Linked DNA regions of Homo sapiens: region 2 is linked to region 1. A link is a contact called in ENCODE Hi-C or POLR2A ChIA-PET data. All regions are on one chromosome and are shown on one strand. Each heading gives the region's core, a stretch centred on a gene start or an enhancer-like site at or near the end of the contact. The rest is flanking DNA. Distances are from core to core; before and after follow the strand shown. Region 1 holds the start of SLC16A13 (solute carrier family 16 member 13). Region 2 holds the start of ASGR2 (asialoglycoprotein receptor 2).

Region 1 (2,877 bases), core at 69-2,568:
TCTTGCTCTGTCGCCCAGGCTGGAGTGCAGTGGTGCGATCTTGGCTCACTGCAACCTCCGCCTCCCGGGTTCAAGCGATTCTCCTGCCTCAGCCTCCCGAGTAACTGGGATTAGCGCCACCAGGCCCGGCTAATTTTTGTATTTTTGTAGAGACGGGGTTTCACCATGTTGGCCAGGCTGGTCTCAAACTCCTGACCTCGTGATCCACCCGCCTCGGCTTCCCAAAGTGCTGGGATTACAGGCGTGAGCCACCGTGCCCGGCCAGGTTTCATCATCCTTGAATTTCCTAATTCCTCACCATGTTTGTCGCTTTAGTCATTCCTATTAAGAATTCCCTTCTGGGTACAGGTGCTAGCTAAACTTTCCCTCAGCTTCTCCCCGAACCCTTTGGAAGGAGCAGGAAGGAGGTGAACATCCAACGATCTAAGCATTTGACTCTCCTGCCCTTGTGCAGGCTCTCACCTGACAGCAACCCAATACTCAGGTATAGGTGGGTCAAGGAAGTAGCAAAAGAGGCGAGCAGCATCCCCAGCGCAGCCAAGATGCCTCCAGTCATCACCACGGGCCTGGGCCCGAACTTCGTGCTCAGGGCACTGCCTACCGGGCCTGAGGAAGTGGAAGGGGCGCTGCGAGAAGATCTCAGGGGTCTCCCCCCCAGCATCTCCCGCCCCTCGCCCTTCCACTTCCCAGTCGCCGCATTCCCTCTCCCTTCCGAGGGTCGCAGTCCGCCAGATCCAGGCGCCGCACTCACTCCCAAACTGCTGCACCGCGATTCCTATGGAGGCGATCCAGGAGACGCGCGCTGCCTGCTCCTCAAACGCCGCCACAAACTCCACGAAGAAGACCCCAAAGGAGCGGAGCACCCCAAACACAAGCGCCGACTGGAAGAACGCTGAGAGCACCACCACCCATCCCCAGCCCCCGTCGGGGGGCTCTGTCCTGCGCGCCATCTAAGCGGTAACAGGGCTGCTGCCACCCAGAGCCTCTGCAGGAGCCGGGTTCTGGACGCCGCACCTCTGCACACCCACCCCCGCTGCCGGGTGGCTCGGGGCCGAGAGGGGTTGGAGAGGCAGGTAGAGAGGAAGGGCCCGACGAGGCGGCGAGAGGCCCCTGCACCTTTTCCCAAGGCGGGGCGATATAGGACTGAAGACCTGGCCCGCGCTGGCCGGGCCAGAGTCTCCCGGGGGCGTGGTTCCGCGAGCTCGGAGCTGAGCTAGTTCAAGCCGGGGCCGGATCGGTCCCGGTTCGGTGTTCGGCTGGGAGCCAGAGGGTGGAACTGAGTTTGGGCCCCACCCCTGGAGCGCGCCAGTTTCCGTGTAGATGATCTATTTTATCACTGGGGTGTCCGGGCCGGGCCACCCTGGAGCTCGCCAATGAGGACGCGGGGCTCCCGGGCAGGGGCGGAACGAGAAGGGCAGGGCGGGATTTAGGCATTGTTGGGGACCAGCAGTGAATGGGCGCATGCGTAAGGAGGGGCGTTAGGAGGCTGACTAGGTAGGGCCCCACGTGACGCGGGGACTGCCAGGAAGCTTCCGTCTCCTCTTCACCTAGCGGGCCAAGTCATCCCCGTTTCAGCACCCAGAGCCACACGGAAGGGTTAGTGGTGGGTAAACTGGGTCTGGAGAGGAGAGGACTCTCTTGCTTTAATGAGGGGTCCAGGAATTGCAAGGCCCTGTTGGGGGTAGGGGAGGGGTTAGGAGATGAGACTCAAACGAAGTGTTTGGCGCAGCGCCTGAAGCCACTAACACGCAGCCCTAGGCACGCAGACCTAGAAGCCTGGATCCCTGAGAAGTTCAACGGCTAAGGGAAGAGAGAAGGGGAATGAGTTGGACTCCTGGCGTTCATTTCTGTAGTGGGAACTCGTTCCTGTCACTTCTGTTCCCACTAACAGGAAACCTACAGGTCACAGAGACCAAAAATAACTGAGGAGAGGAAGGGCGGCTGTAAGCTCACACAGGGCCCCACCAACACCACCTACCTCTTCCTCACTGGGGCTGGAACCTTTTCCTCTGCCCTCTAGTAACAACCACTTCCTAACCACCTTTTTTGATCTGATGGTGGGGTAGACTAAAGAGACAAACTATGACCCTGGCCACTGGAGCAGTCAGCCCCCTCTTACCCAAGTAGTCCTCAGGCCCCTAGCAAACACTCCCCAGTCCTTCCCAGTCTCCATAACACCAATGGCTTGGATTTCCTGTTCCTTCATTATAAGCCATACTTCCCAGGACCCTGACCTTGAAACCGTGGACTCAATGTTCACTCCCAGATTACTGGGGAAAGCAGCAAACAAGAAGTGGAGGCAGGGAGGGAGGTGTGTAGTCTTAAAAGACATATTGAGCCTTAAATAATTTTATATGTGGGAAATAAAAGTAATCATCAATAATACACATATATACTTTCTAAGAGTCAAAATGTCGGCTGGTGGGGAATATGCCAAAGATACAGAAATTGCTGTGGCTGTATTACATAGTGATTAAGAACTCGGGTCTTTAGAATCAGATCACAGTTCCAGTCTTTTATTTATTTATTTATTTATTTATTTATTTATTTATTTATTTATTTTGAGATGGAGTCTTGCTCTGTGGCCCAGGCTGGAGTGCAGTGGCATGATCTTGGCTCACTGCAACCTCCACCTCCCGGGTTCAAGTGATTCTCCTGCCTCAGTCTCCTGAGTTTCTGGGATTACAGGCTCCCACCACAACGCCCAGTTAATTTTGGTATTTTTAGTAGAGACGAGGTCTCACCATGTTGGCCACGCTGGTCTCGAACTCCTGACCTCAAGTGATCCACCAGCCTTGGCCTCCCAAAGTTCTGGGATTACAGGCGTGAGCCACCGTGCCTGGCCCAGTTCCAATCTTGACTTTATTACTTAACTCG
Region 2 (3,004 bases), core at 400-2,899, 79 kb before region 1:
AATGGACTGGGAAACTCAACAGAAGGCACGTAGTAAGGTGAGCATTGTCCCATCAAACTTTAGTGTCAACCGTGTATTTCCAAACGCATTATTCTATTCACTCACTCACTCAGTAGATACTTGTTGAGCAGCTACTGTGTGGCAGGCACTGGGGATCCAGGAGAAAGTAACACATACAAATGCACCTGTGTGTGCGGGTGCTTGTGTGTATGTTCTGGATCACAGCATGAAATTCGTCTCTCGCTGTGGGCTGCAGTCAGAGAGCCCAGCGGCTGCTGCTGCCTGGTGGCTGGGTGGGAATGTCAGGGTACTGGGGGGGTGGCTACTTCCCATGTGGGTCAGCAAGTTACAAGAACAGAAAAGGCCTCTGTTTGAATTCCTTTTCGGCACCCGGGGAAACGAGCAGCTTTATAAGAAACCCTGCCCGTAGCCATCCGCCCAAGTTTGGTGAGGGTCAGAAAATCATGCACAAAAACTGTGTTTTCTTTCCCGAGCTATTGTTAGCGCAAGTGTAGACAGTCAGCCACGTTCCTTGCTTCATGGAAGCCAGTCTTCCTCGTAGGACCATGAAGACCTTTTCTTTTCTTTTTCTTTCTTTCTTTTTTTTTTCTTTGAGATGGAGTTTCTCTCTTGTTGCCCAGGCTGGAGTGCAATGGCGCAATCTTGGCTAATGCAACCTCCGCCTCCCAGGTTCAATCGATTCTCCTGCCTCAGCGTCCTGAGTAGCTGGGATTACAGGCCCCTGCCACCACGCCCGGCTAATTTTTGTATTTTAGTAGAGACAGAGTTTCACCATGTTGGCCAGGCTGGTCTCGAACTCCTGACCTCAGGTGATCCACCCACGTCGGCTTCCCAAAATGCTGGGATTACAGGCGTGAGCCACCGTGCCCGGCCAGACCTTTTGTTATGATGTTATTTTCCCCTCTTTACTCCATTTTGCTTTGCCAGTTTCTCTACTCACCTGGGCCACCACCTAGAGCAAGTTGCCTCATCTCTCCGAGGCTCCGCTTCCGAACCCTGTGAAATGGGAGTAACAGAAGTCCTGCCTCGTGGGGGTGTTGTGCTGTGATAAATGAAGAAACACCTTGGAGAATTTAGGGCAGTGGCTGGGCCTGAGGACAGTGTTTGTGTTGCCTGGGCTGGGGCAGGGTCTGGGCCGGACGGGGCTCTCTGAGGTTGGATTCCTCCTGCGAGGAGAGCTGTTTTTCTGCAAAGCCCCTTCCTCCTCCTGCTGAAGCTTCTGGATTTGAGAGGCTTTACTCTCCAGGAGAGTGAAGCGAGTTGGGCCAGAGCTGAGAGTCTGGTGGCCGAGCCCACAGGAAGCTGGGGTCTGTGGTTCAGATGCCGGATTGGGCAAGAGTAGAGAACTGGTCGCTGTGATCCTGGTCAGGGATATTTGGAGACACCCACAGTTCTGGTAAATTCGGAGGCAGGAAGTGAGAGGGGGAGGGAGAGAGGGAAACGGCAAACTGCACCCCAGCCCCTCCTGGCCTGGCACCCCTTCCAAATGGTGCAATGAGTGGGGTGAGTGGCGTGTGGAGTTGAGCGCAGCCCAGGGGACCCCCCTCTCTGGGAATAAGAACAGAGATAGCCCCGTCCCCTGCCCCCACCCCACAAATGAGTTACAGCTCTGTTTCCTCTTCTGTTTACTGTCCAAAGTCCCAGGCCAGGAGGTGCCAGGTTAGAGCTTGGACACTCAGACCCTCCAGTGCAGGCCTTGCCCGGACCAGCCCCTCCTCCACTCTCCTCTCCCCTGTGAGCTCCACCTGCCCCAGTTCTCCTGGCTTTAACCCCTCCTTGGCCAAGGCCAGGGTTGCCTGCGGGAGCCAGGTGTCCGCTCTCCACACCTTTCACAGGTAACTGAGGCTGGGGAGGCAACTGGGACGAGGATGCTTGGGAACAAGGAGGCCTTGGTTCAGGGATGGGGAGGACCCCATGGGAAGCTGTGGGTGGTCGGGTCCATGAGCGTGGGGAGGGGTCTCCTGGCCAGGTCAAGGCCCAAGCGGTCTCCTGAGAAGGGAAAGGACCCAGCGGGATTTCAAACCTCATCCCAAACGCCCTGCCAACCTCAGATCCTACCCAGGCCACCACCCCGAACCCCTCCGACCCTGCGTTCCATCCCACCATCAACCTCCACGTGAATCTGCACCTCTGCCCCAGCCCCAGCCCTCAGAGCAACCTCAGCCCAGCCCAGCCCAGCTCCAGCTCCAGCTCCAGCCCGGGCCCCATCATGGCCAAGGACTTTCAAGATATCCAGCAGCTGAGCTCGGAGGAAAATGACCATCCTTTCCATCAAGGTGAGGGGCCAGGCACTCGCAGGCTGAATCCCAGGAGAGGAAATCCATTTTTGAAAGGCAAGTGTGCAGTTTCTGCGGCTTTGCTCCCCCTCTGTCTCAGCTCATGATTGCTCTGTCCCTTTGAGGTCTCTGCCGCACCCACTCTGTGAACAGGGACTGAGGAGGGCCCGACACCCCCGCTTGTTCCCTCACCTCACCTTCCTGTCTACCCCAGGACCCCAGGAAAGGCATGTGCCAGAGGTGTGGGGAGATCTGGAAGATAACTGCCTGCCCTTCTCCTCCCAACCCAAGAACACATGTGCCTCGTATGTGCGTGTGCACGTATGTGCATATGAGGAATGCAGATTCAGCTGGGACTCTGTGTGTGTGTGTGAGTGAATGTTGTGTGTGTGTATATGTGCGCGAGAGCGTGCATATGTTGTGTGTGTGTATGTCGTGTATGTGAGAGGGTATGTTGTGTGTGAGAGTGTGTTGTGTGTGTATGTTGTGTGAGTATATGTTGTGTGTATCTTGTGTGTGAGTGTATGTTGTGTGTTGTGTGTGTATCTTGTGCATGTGTGTATGTTGTGCGAGTGTATGTTGTGTATGTGAGTGTGTGTATGTTGTGTGTATGTTGTGTGTATGTATGTTGTGTATGAGTGTGTGTATGTTGTGTGTGTGTACGTTGTGTATGTTGTGTGTGTGTTGTGTGTGTGTATTGTGTGAGT

What was found. Hi-C counts contacts between places; a loop is a spot of excess contacts on that map. ChIA-PET counts read pairs that join two places held with the same protein, here RNA polymerase II (POLR2A). Pooled maps may share reads with other maps.
Region 2: a map of G401 shows a loop between it and region 1 (4-fold over the local background). The contact joins the promoter of ASGR2 here to the promoter of SLC16A13 in region 1. A Hi-C loop is called at or near these places in 1 of 168 maps with a recorded cell type or tissue (G401) and 2 of 50 pooled maps. POLR2A ChIA-PET finds 5 or more read pairs at or near these places in 6 of 52 experiments (Caco-2, HEK293, HepG2 and 3 more).

The regions. Positions count from the first base shown.
Region 1 is chr17:7,034,456-7,037,332 of GRCh38, reverse strand. SLC16A13 (solute carrier family 16 member 13) reads right to left here and starts at 1,318. Exons shown (of 4, transcript NM_201566.3): 1 at 752-1,318; 2 at 463-606. The coding sequence starts at 950. RefSeq lists enhancers at 751-990, 1,721-1,770, 1,379-1,879.
Region 2 is chr17:7,113,467-7,116,470 of GRCh38, reverse strand. ASGR2 (asialoglycoprotein receptor 2) reads left to right here and starts at 1,649. Exons shown (of 9, transcript NM_001201352.2): 1 at 1,649-1,856; 2 at 2,161-2,354. The coding sequence starts at 2,231. RefSeq lists an enhancer at 711-1,497.